Regions from separate parts of the Homo sapiens genome. Here region 1 is linked to region 2. A link is an interaction called in ENCODE POLR2A ChIA-PET data of the cell type or tissue named here. Cell type or tissue: K562. All regions are shown on one strand. Each heading gives the region's core, and the rest is flanking DNA. Links, peaks and the distances in the headings are about the cores only. Region 1 overlaps MYO1F (myosin IF). Region 2 overlaps MARCHF2 (membrane associated ring-CH-type finger 2).

Evidence for each region. Peaks named below come from ENCODE experiments on the same cell type or tissue, not always from the same donor. Only the 100,000 strongest peaks of a DNase experiment are listed, where the experiment ranks them.
Region 1: POLR2A ChIA-PET joins it to region 2 with 7 read pairs; 10 of 35 experiments call an interaction of 5 or more read pairs at or near these places.

The regions. Positions count from the first base shown.
Region 1 is chr19:8,566,377-8,571,746 of GRCh38, forward strand. All of the region lies in intron 1 of MYO1F (myosin IF), which reads right to left. Among named protein-coding and RNA genes, the nearest start is that of MYO1F, 8.4 kb to the right of the region's middle. RefSeq lists a silencer at 515-715 and enhancers at 2,773-2,862, 4,858-5,017. In K562, for the core only: no CTCF peak of the experiment used is centred there; a DNase peak (open chromatin) is centred at 2,915.
Region 2 is chr19:8,415,695-8,421,064 of GRCh38, forward strand. The region is part of intron 1 of MARCHF2 (membrane associated ring-CH-type finger 2); the gene reads left to right. Among named protein-coding and RNA genes, the nearest start is that of MARCHF2, 5.1 kb to the left of the region's middle. RefSeq lists a silencer at 1-225, an enhancer at 2,510-2,654 and a cis regulatory region at 2,573-2,590. In K562, for the core only: a CTCF peak has its summit at 2,632; a DNase peak (open chromatin) is centred at 2,577.

The DNA.
Region 1 (5,370 bases), core at 48-5,047, 150 kb after region 2:
CAGGATGGTCTCGAGCTCCTGATCTCATGATCCACCCGCCTCGGCCTCCCAAAGTGCTGGGATTACAGGCGTGAGCCACCGCGCCCGGCCTGGTCTATGCTTTTTAAAAAAAATTTTATTTTTATTTATTTAATTTAATTAATTTATTTATTTTTGAAACAGAGTGTTGCTCTTTCGCCCTGGCTGGAGTGCAGTGGCATGATCTTGGCTCACTGCAACCTCTGCCTCCCTGGCTCAAGCGATTCTCCTGCCTCAGTTTCCCAAGTAGCTGGGATTACAGGTGCATGCCACCATGCCCAGGTAATATTTGTATTTTTTGTAGAGATGGGGTTTCACCATGTTGGCCAAGCTGGTTTCGAACTCCTGACCTCAAGTGATCCACCCGCCTCAGCCTCCCAAAGTGCTGGGATTACAAGCATGAGCCACCATAACTGGCCTTTATTTATTTTAATATATATATTAAATAATATATGTTTACAAACAGAGATAGAGTCTCGCTATGTTGCCTAGGCTGGTCTTGAACTCCTGAATTTCAAGTAATCCTCTTGCTTCAGCCTATGAAAGTGCTAGGATTACAGGCGTAAGCCACCAGGCCAAGCCTGGTCTAAGCTTTTTATGTGAATTACTTCATCTTATCCTTTCAACACACGCTGGCTGAGGTTAGTCCTATCACTGGGTCCAATTTTTTTTTTTTTTTTTTTTTGAGATTGAGTCTTGCTCTGTCGCCCAGGCTGGAATGCAGTGGTACGACTTTGGCTTACTGCAACCTCCGTCTCCCAGGTTCAAGCAATTCCAATTCTCTGCCTCATCCTCTCGAGTAGCTGGGATTATAGGCACCCACCACCAAGCCTGCTAATTTTTGTATTTTTAGTAGAGATGGGGGTTTCACCATCTTGGCCAGGCTGGTCTTGAACTCCTGACCTTGTGATCCACCTGCCTCGGCCTCCCAAAGTGCTGAAATTACAGGCATGAGCCACCGTGCCCGGCCCACTGGGTCTATTTTTTTTTGAGACAAAGTCTTGCTCTGTTGCACCCAGGCTGGAGTGCAGTGGCACGATCTCAGCTCACTGCAACCTCCACCTCCTGGGTTCAAGCGATTCTCCTGCCTCAGCCTCTTGAGTAGCTGGGATTACAGGCGCCTGGCTGATTTTTGTATTTTTAGTAGAGACAAGGTTTTACCGCGTTGGGCACGCTCATCTCGAACTCCCAACCTCAGGTGATCCTCCCACCTCGGCCTCGCAAAGTGCTGGGATTATAGGCGTGAGCCACCGCACCCATCCTGGGTCCATTTTATAGAAGAGAAAACTACAGCACAGAGAGGTTAAGTGTCCTCTTCAAGGACACACAGCAGTGCAGAGAGGACCTTGGGGAGGACCCACGAAGCTGTCCTTCCCCAGGCTGGTCTGTATCAGAGATCGCCGGGGTTGCTGCTGAGGTCAGATGAGGATGGGTTGGGGAGAAGATGGGTCATGTCTACAATTTCCCCTTTGGGGGCCAGTGCAGGCTTCAGCCTGCCAGGCCACTCAGGCTGAACTAAGACCCCAGGCCACTTCCCCTCACTGGGGTCAGCTGTGTCTGGCTAGGCCCATCAGCCCTCCTGGCTCTCCCGGCTCTGACGACTTGGTTCCTCTTCCTGCCCTTCCCCTCTTTCCTCATCTGGCAGAGTGGCCCTCTTCTCTGACCATTCTCTCCCTCTCTATCCTGCCCCAGGCACTAGAGGCCCTCAGACACTCCATGCTCCAGCCACCTGTAAAATCACAGGCTGGGCCGGGCACGGTGGCTCACACCTGTGATCCCAGCACTTTGGGAGGCCGAGGTGGGTGGATCACGAGGTCAGGAGATCGAGACTATCCTGGCTAACACGGTGAAACCCCGTCTCTACTAAAACTACAAAAAATTAGCCAGGTGCGGTGGCGGGCGCCCGTAGTCCCAGCTCCTCGGGAGGCTGAGGCAGGAGAATGGCGTGAACCTGGGAGGCGGAGCTTGCAGTGAGCTGAGATGGTGCCACTGCAGTCCGGCCTGGGTGAAAGAGTGAGACTCCGTCTCAAAAAAAAAAAAAAAAAAAAAAATTAATCACAGGCTGTTTGCATCGAAGGGAGAGAGGGTTTTGCTCAAGTGAATATCGTGTGGGGAGGATAGTCGAGAATTTTGGCATGTGATGGATTGGGGTCAAAGCCTGGCTTGACAGTTGACTGACTGTGTGACTCTGGGGAGGTCACTTCTCTTCTCCAAGCCTCAGTTTCTCCTCTTTGCAAGTGGATTTGGCCGCGCATGGTGGCTCACGCCTGTAATCCCAGCACTTTTGGAGGCGAGGCAGGCAGATCACTTGAGGTCAGGAGTTCAAGACCAGCCTGGCCAACATGGTGAAACCTCATCTCTACTAAAAATACAAAAATTAGCCCGGCGTGGTGGCGGGTGTCTGTAGTCTTAGCTATCCGGGAGGCTGAGGCAGGGGAATTGCTTGAACCTAGGAGGTGGAGGTTGCAGTGAGCCAAGATTACGTCATTGCACTCCAGCCTGGGCAACAGAGCGAGACTCCATCTCAACAACAACAAATAACCAAATGGATTCCATAATGACCCTTGTGTGGGGTCTCTGAAACAAGTACAGGAGCGAACAAAGAGAAAAAATGCGCCGAGATGCCTCAGGAAATGTCATCTGTGACCTTGAGAGGATTTAAGGCATCAGTGTTGGACAGAAAGCCTGGTCAATACATACTTGTTGAATGAATGAATGAATGAATGAAGTCCTATTGGGATGAGACTGCCCCCTGCCCTGTCTCCCAGATATCTCTCTCATTCTGTGGCCTCCAAGTCTCCATGGGTCAAGTCAAAACTGTTTGTTTGTAAGTCTCTTCCTTGGGGGTGGGGATGCAACGAAGAGCTTGTGGTCACAGTTGACCACAAGCTGAATATGACTCAACCTGCTGGAGCTCTTGTGAAAGGCAGTCAGGGGCTTGAGGTGGGTGGGGTAGGAAGGACGGGTAGCTTCTTCCTTCAGCTCTTCAGAGAGGTCTCTCTACCCCAAGGCTGAAGGCAGAACTAGGGCAGGCGGGGACAACCTTCCTGGTATCACACCAGGGAGGGGCTGTTTGTGGTGAAGGTGATGGTGCCTATGGGGCTGGGGGATGTGTGCCATGGAGGGAACACACTTCCTGGGCCCCTACTGTGCATGGAGGTAGGTGGAGACCAGGCTTAGGTGGACCAGGCCCAGAACCTGCCCTTGGGGGGCTCGGTGTTCCCCAAGTGGTGTCTCAGTTGCCCAGAGGAGACCATGGCTGGAAAGTACTGTGGAGAGGTGAGAGGGCTTCCTGTAGAAGGCACGTCTTGCAACATGAACTTTCCAGGCAGCATCAGTGGTGGCTGCAAGAGACATCAGCCAGAGAGGCCTTGGGTGTGTGGTGGACACCAGGATTCTAGTCTGTTTGGAATGGAGGGTCATGGTCCTGGAGGGATAGACAGCCCAGGCCATGTGGGGTCAGCACATAGTCCTGCTGGCCTCTCATTGCTTAGGAGGACAGGAGGCTGTGGTCAAGGTGCCTGTTATTTTTTTTGGACAGAGTCTTGTTCTGTTGCCCAGGTTGGAAGGCAGTGGTTTGATATCACTGCAGCCTTGACCTCCCAGGCTCAAGCGAATCCTCCTGCCTCAGCCTCCTGAGTAGCTGGGACCACAGGTGCATACTACCACGCCTGGCTAATACATTTTTTTTTTTTTGAGATGGAGTCTTGCTCTGTTGTTCAGGCTGGAGTGCAGCGGCATGATCTAGGCTTACTGCAACCTCTGCCTCCCAGGTTCAAGTGATTCTCCTGCCTCAGCCTCCCAAGTAGCTGGGATTACAGGCGTGCACAACGCCTGGCTAATTTTTGTATTTTTAGTAGAGACCAGGTTTCATCATGTTGGCCAGGCTGGTCTCGAACTCCTGACCTCAGGCAATCCACTCATCTCGGCCTCCCAAAGTGCTGGGATTATAGGCGTGAGCCACTGCACCCAGCCACATTTTTTTTTTTATTTGAGATGGAGTCTCGCTCTTGTTGCTCAGTCTGTGAGTGCAGTGGCATGACCTTGGCTCAACCTCTGCCTCCCAGGTTCAAGCAATTCTCCTGCCTTAGCCTCCTGAGTAGCTGGGATTACAGGTGCACGCCACCACACCTGGCTAATTTTTGTGTTTTTAGTAGAGACAGGGTTTCACCACGTTGGCCAGGCTGGTCTTGAACTCCTGACCCCAAGTGATCTGCCCGCCTTGACCTCCCAAAGTGCTGGAATGACGGGCACTGGGATGAGCCACCGCACCCAACCACATTTTTTTTTTTTTAAATAGAGACAAAGTCTAACTATGTTGCTTAGGCTGGTCTCAAACTCCTGGACTGCTGATCCTCTTGCCTTGGCCTCCCAAAGCGCTGGAATTACAGGTGCAAGCCGCTGTGCCCGGCCAAGATGGCTGTTAATAGTGTGGCCTTGGGAGTCACTGAGTCAAAATCCTCTTTCATTTTAGATTGGGCAGCTCACCTAACCTCTCTGCCTCAGTTTCCTCATTCGGAAAATGGGAACATCGAGGGGTGCAAATCTCACAGGCTGCTCTGCAGATTCAACGAAGCAAAGGTTGTCCAGTGTAAATGCTAGCGTTCCTCACTGTCCCCATCAATGGTGGCCATGAGCTGGCCAGGAGGAAGGGCTGGAGGAGGGAGCTTTTGCAACTCACCCCATGGGCTCCAGGCTGTCTGCTTTTTCTGGGCGTGATGAGCAAGAGCTCTAGATTGAAGACAGCAAACAAACAGCCACTTCCTTCCTCACCCAGGTCCTGCGAGCTGTGGTTGCCGGGAGGAGAGCTAAGCCTCCGTAGCTGCTTCTGGAGCCAGCTCTCAGCTCCCAGACCCTGCCCTGGTGCCTGAGGGTGGCCCTGGAGCCTTGCCCCCAGCTCAGTGGGGCTCTGGGGCCACACCCTGCGTCCATGCACTGTGCAAACAACATTCTCACCTCCAAAGGCTCCATCCCTCAGGGGAGCAGGGGGACTGGACTCTGTTTCTTTTCTTTTCTCTCTCTCTCTCTTTTTTTTTTTTAGATGGAATCTCACTCTGTTGCCCAGGCTGGAGTGCAGTGGCATGATCTCGGCTCACTGCAACCTCCACCTCCTGGGTTCAAGCGATTCTCCTGCCTCAGCCTCCCGAGTAGCTGGGACTACAGGCGCCCGCCACCGCGCCCGGCTAATTTTTTTTTTGTATTTTTGTATTTTTATTGTTTTGAGACGGAGTCTTGCTCTCTCACCCAGGCTGGAGTGCAGTGGCGCCATCTCGGCTCACTGCAAGCTCTGCCTCCCGAGTTCACGCCATTCTTCTGCCTCAGCCTCCCAAGTAGCTGGGACTACAGGCACCC
Region 2 (5,370 bases), core at 142-5,141:
TGGGCAACAAGAGTGAAACTCCATCTCAAAAAAAAAAAAACAAAAAAAACAAAAAAAAAAACCAGACAAAAGAAAGAAGAGAAATAAATCTCCTGGGCACTGGGCCAAGTTTGCTGGAGCCATCAGATCACTCTCCCATTTCAGCAGCCTCAGAGCTGAGTCCGACTTGCAGTCACCCTCTCTTTGTGTCCAGCCTCAAGTTTGGCCTCTTCCAGGCCTGGGCCTCTGTGGTTTGAGTGGACCTCTAGCCTCTAAATATCTCTGATGCCCACCACAGGGGCTGGCCGACCAGGATCGGAGGGTCAAGAGATGTGGCTCTCTCACGCTGTTCTTAAACGGAGTGAGGATTGAGAAATGACTACAACATGGCCAGGCACAGTGGCTCATGCCTGTAATCCCAGCACTTTAGGAGGCTGAGGTGGGCGGATCACGAGGTCAGGAGTTCGAGACTGGCCTGGCCAACATGGTGAAACCCTGTCTCTACTAAAAATACAAAAATTAGCCGGGTATGGTGGTGGGTGCCTGTAATCCCAGCTACTCGGGAGGCTGACGCAGGAGAATCCCTTGAACCCAGGAGGTGGAGGTTGCAGTGAGCTGAGATCGGCCACTGTACTCCAGCCTGGGCGACAGAGCGAGACTCTGTCTCAAAAAAAAAAAAAAAAAAAAAATGACTGCAGCAGCAACCAGAAATGCAGCAGCTCTGGGCTAGACAGAGGGCCAGGTGCTGGGGACAGCGGGAGGCAATCTGACAGGGTCTCTTTTTTACAGAATTCACTGTAGGGTAGGACAACAGACGTGGCTAAATACGTAGGTGAATAAGTAGAATGTTTCAGACAGGGACACATGCCACGAGTGGAATCAAGTGGACCCCATTGGCACTTCATTGATTGATTGAGACAGGGTCTTGCTCTGTGGCCCAGGCTGGAGTGCAGTTGTGTGATCATGGCTCACTGCAGCCTCAACCTGGGTGCAAGCGATTCTCCCACCTCAGCCTCCTGAGTAGCTGGGATTACAGGCGCACATCACCACACCCGGCTCATTTTTGTATTTTTTGTAGAGACGGGGTCTTGGTATGTTGCCCAGGCTTCTCTCAAACTCCTGGGCTCAAGCGATCCTCCCACCTCAGCCCCCAAAGTGTTGGGATTACAGGCATGAGCCAATGCGCCAGGCCCCAGACAGCATTGTCGAGAAGGCTTCTCCAGGAAGGTGACCTTTGAAGGAGACACTTATAACAACTGTTTCGAGTTCAGTGAGATGATGACTATGTATGGAGATTGCTTGGCATAGTGTCTGGTTCTTAATAGATAGAAGCTGCTAGTATAATTTTGGTGGTTTGCAGGCCTTGCATTAAGAGATTTACCTGTGGTTTTTTTTTTTTCTCCCTGATAGAAGAAATATTAGAACACCACATGCAGGAGCTGGGATAGTTCCTGTAATATCCAGTTATTTGCAGAAATGTAAAGACCAGGCCAGGGGTGGTGGCTCAAGCCTGTAATCCCAGCACTTTGGGAGGCCGAGGCGGGCAGATCACTTGAGATCAGCAGTTGGAGACCAGCCTGGCCAACGTGGTGAAACCCTGTCTCTACTAAAAATACAAAAACGAGCTGGGTGTGGTGAAACACAGCTGTAGTCCCAGCTACTCGACAGGCTGAAGCAGGAGAATTGCTTGAACCCAGGAGCCTGAGGTTGCAGTAAGCTGAGATCACACCACTGCATTTCAGCCTGGGTAACAGAGTGAGACCCTGTCTTTTTTTTTGGGCGGGGGGATGAAGTCTTGCTGTCACCCAGGCTGGAGTGCAGTGGCGTGATCTCAGCTCACTGCAAACTCCATCTCTCAGGTTTAAGCGATTCTCCTGCCTCAGCTTCCCAAGTAGCTGGGATTACAGTTGCCCGCCACCATGCCCAAGTAATTTTTGTGCTTCTAGTAGAGATGGGGTTTTGCCATGTTGGCCAGGCTGGTCTCGAACTCCTGACTTCAGGTGATCCGCCCGCCTCGGCCTCCCAAAGTGCTGGGATTACAGGCATGAGCCACTACGCCCGGCCAATACCCTGTCTTTTTTTTTTTTTTTTTTTTTTTTTTTTTTTGAGAAAGAATTTCACTCTTGTTGCCCAGGCTGGAGTGCAATGGTGCGATCTCGGCTCACTGCAACCTCTGCCTCCCAGGTTCAAGTGATTCTCCTGTCTCAGCCTCCCGAGTAGCTGGGATTACAGGCATGCGCCAACATGCCTGGCTAATTTTTTTGTATTTTTAGTAGACACGGGGTTTCTCCATGTGGTCAGGCTCGTCTTGAACTCCTGACCTCAGGTGATCTGCCCACCTCGGCCTCCCAAAGTGCTGGGATTACATGCATGAGTCACCACGCCCGGCCAAGACCCTGTCTTAAAAAAAAAGAAATGTAAAGACCTAGCCTCAGAAGGGCTGGGCTGGAGGAAAGGACTCGCCTCTGCCTGCCTTCCCGTAAAGAGCCCAGCCGCTTCCCCTTTGGCCTCTGAGCTTAAGGTTCTGGTTGCAGGGACTTGGGAGGGAGAGCAGCAGGCACCCTGTGTCAGGCCCGGCCACTGCCCTGTGGGTGTTATCTCAGGCCTGCAGTCTTCCTCTTGGGTCCCTGCCTTTGGGCAATACTTGCTTATCTGGCCTGCAGAGGCCTGACTATGATGCTCAGAAGAACATGTGAGGCCAGGAAGGCTGCTGGCTGAGCTGTTTAGAGGGCATTTATCCAGCAGTGAACCGTCCTAGCGCAAGAGTTAGTAATTGCTCCCCTGTTCCTTCACCTCCCCACTTTGGAGCTCAGATTTGTTTTTTTGTTTGTTTGTTTGCTTGCTTTCTTTTGTTCTGTTTTAGAGACTGGAGACTGGGTCTTGCTCTGTTACCCAGGCTGGAGTGCAGTGGTGTGATCATAGCTCACTACAGCCTTGAACTCCTGGGCTCAAGAGGTTGAGGCTCCCTCCTCAGCCTCCCAAGTAGCTGGGACTACAGGCTTTCAGCACCATGCCTGGCTAATTCAAAAAAACCTTCAGAGAGATAGGGTCTCTCTATGTTGCCCTAGCTCGTCTCAAACTCCTGGCCTCAAGTGATCCTCCTGCTTGGACCTCCCAAAGCGCTGGGATTACAGGTATGAACAACTTCCCCTGGCCCAGGGCTCGGATTTTGATTGGCAGTTTACAAGCTGACTTGGGGTGGGGGTGGGAATACTTCGCTGAGTACTTGATTGCCTCTCTTGCTTGGACTTTCTGAACACTTTAGGGGCTGCAGGGGCTCTGGACATTGTAGCTCTTGGGGGTTGGACAAGCTGGGAACAGAGATCCTTGGCTCCAGGGCACCTGTATTGGCTTCAAGGAGGTCTCCAGAAAGGGCCCTTGTTTCTTCAATGAAATTCTCTGCCGGGCCGGGTGCAGTGGCTCACACCTGTAATCCCAGCACTTTGGGAGTCCGAGGCAGATGGATCACCTGAGGTCAGGAGTTTGAGACCATCCTGGCCAACATGGTGAAACCCCATCTCTACTAAAAATACAAAAATTAGCCGGGCGTGGTGGCTCATGCCTGTAATCCCAGCACTCTGGGAGGCCAAGGCAGGAGGATCACAAGGTCAAGAGATCAAAACTATCCTGGCCAAAATGGTGAAACCCCATCTCTACTAAAAATACAAAAATTAGCTGGGCATGGTGGCGCATGCCTGTAGTCTCAGCTACTCAGCAGGCTGAGGTAGGAGAATCATTTGAGCCCGGGAGGCGGAGGTTGCAGTGAGCCAAGATCGCGCCATTGCACTCCAGCCTGGGCAACAGAGCCGGACTCCATCTCAAAAAATAAATAAATAAAATACAATAAAAATAAAAATAATTGGCCGGGCGCGGTGGCTCACACCTGTAATCCCAGCACTTTGGGAGGCCGAGGCGGGCGGATCACGAGGTCAGGAGATCGAGACCATCCTAGCTAACACGGTGAAACCCCGTCTCTACTAAAAATAGAAAAAATTAGCCGGGCGTGGTGGCGGGCGCCTGTAGACCCAGCTACTCGGGAGGCTGAGGCAGGAGAATGGCGTGAACCCGGGAGGCAGAGCTTGCAGTGAGCTGAGATCAGGCCACTGCACTCCAGCCTGGGCGAAAGAGCAAGACTCCGTCTCAAAAAAAAAATAAATAAATAAATAAATAAAAATAAAAAATAAAAATAAAAATAAAAATAATTGCCGGGCGCAGTGGCTCACACCTGTAATCCTAGCACTTTGGGAGGCTGAGGCAGGTGGATCACAAGGTCAGGAGATGGAGATCATCCTGGCTAACATGGTGAAACCCCGTCTGTACTAAAAATTCAAAAAATTAGCCGGGTGTGTTGGCGGGCGCCTGTAGTCCCAGCTACTCAGGAGGCTGAGGTAGGAGAATGGTGTGAACCCAGGAGGTGGAGCTTGCAGTGAGCTGAGATCGCGCCACTGCACTCCAGCCTGGGCGACAGAGTGAGACTCCGTCTCAAAAAATAAATAAATAAATAAATAAATAAATAAATAAATAATTAGCTGAGTGTGGTGGTGGGCCCCTGTAATCCCAGCTACTTGGGAGGCTGAGGCAGGAGAATCGCTTGAACCCGTAAGGTGGAGGTTGCAGTGAGCCGAGATCATGCCATTGCACTCCAGCCTGGGCGACAAGAGTGAAACTCCATCTTAAAAAAAAAATAAATAAATATAAATAAAAATACAAAAACTAGCCAGGCATGGTGGTGCATGCCTGTAGTCCCAGCTACTTGGGGGGCTGAGGCAGGAGAATCGCTTGAACCCAGGAGGTGGAGGTTGCAGTGAGCTGAGATCGTGCCACTGCGCTCCAGCCTGGGCAACACAGCGAAACTCTGTCTCAAAAAAAAAAAAAAAAAAAAGAACTGGTTCTGATACCTTATCTGGAAAGGTGATATTAGTTGAAAGGTGGTCCTGGCCCTGGAGGCTTTGAGGGTAAGAGGAGGCCTAGCTTTTCTTGTCTTCTCTTTTTTAGAGACAGGTTCTCACTCTGTGGCATAGGCAGGAGTGCTGTGGGCACCGTCATAGCTCACTGCAGCCTCAAACTCCTGGGCTCAAGTCATCCTCCCACCTCAGCCTCACAAGTGGCTGGGACTATAGGCTTGTGCTACCATGCCTGGCTAATATTTTTGGTTTTCTTTAGTAGAGCCAGGGTTTCACCATGTTGCCCAGGCTGGTCTCAAACTCCTGAGCTGAGGCAATCGGAGGCAGGCGGATTGTCTTGAATCCAAAGTGCTGGGATTACAGGTGTGAGCCACTGCTCCTGGCCTAATTTTCTCATTTTTTATAAAGATAGAGTCTTGATGTGTTGCCTAGGCTGGTCTCAAACTCCTGGGGCTCAAACAATCCTCCTACCTTGGCTTTCAAAGCA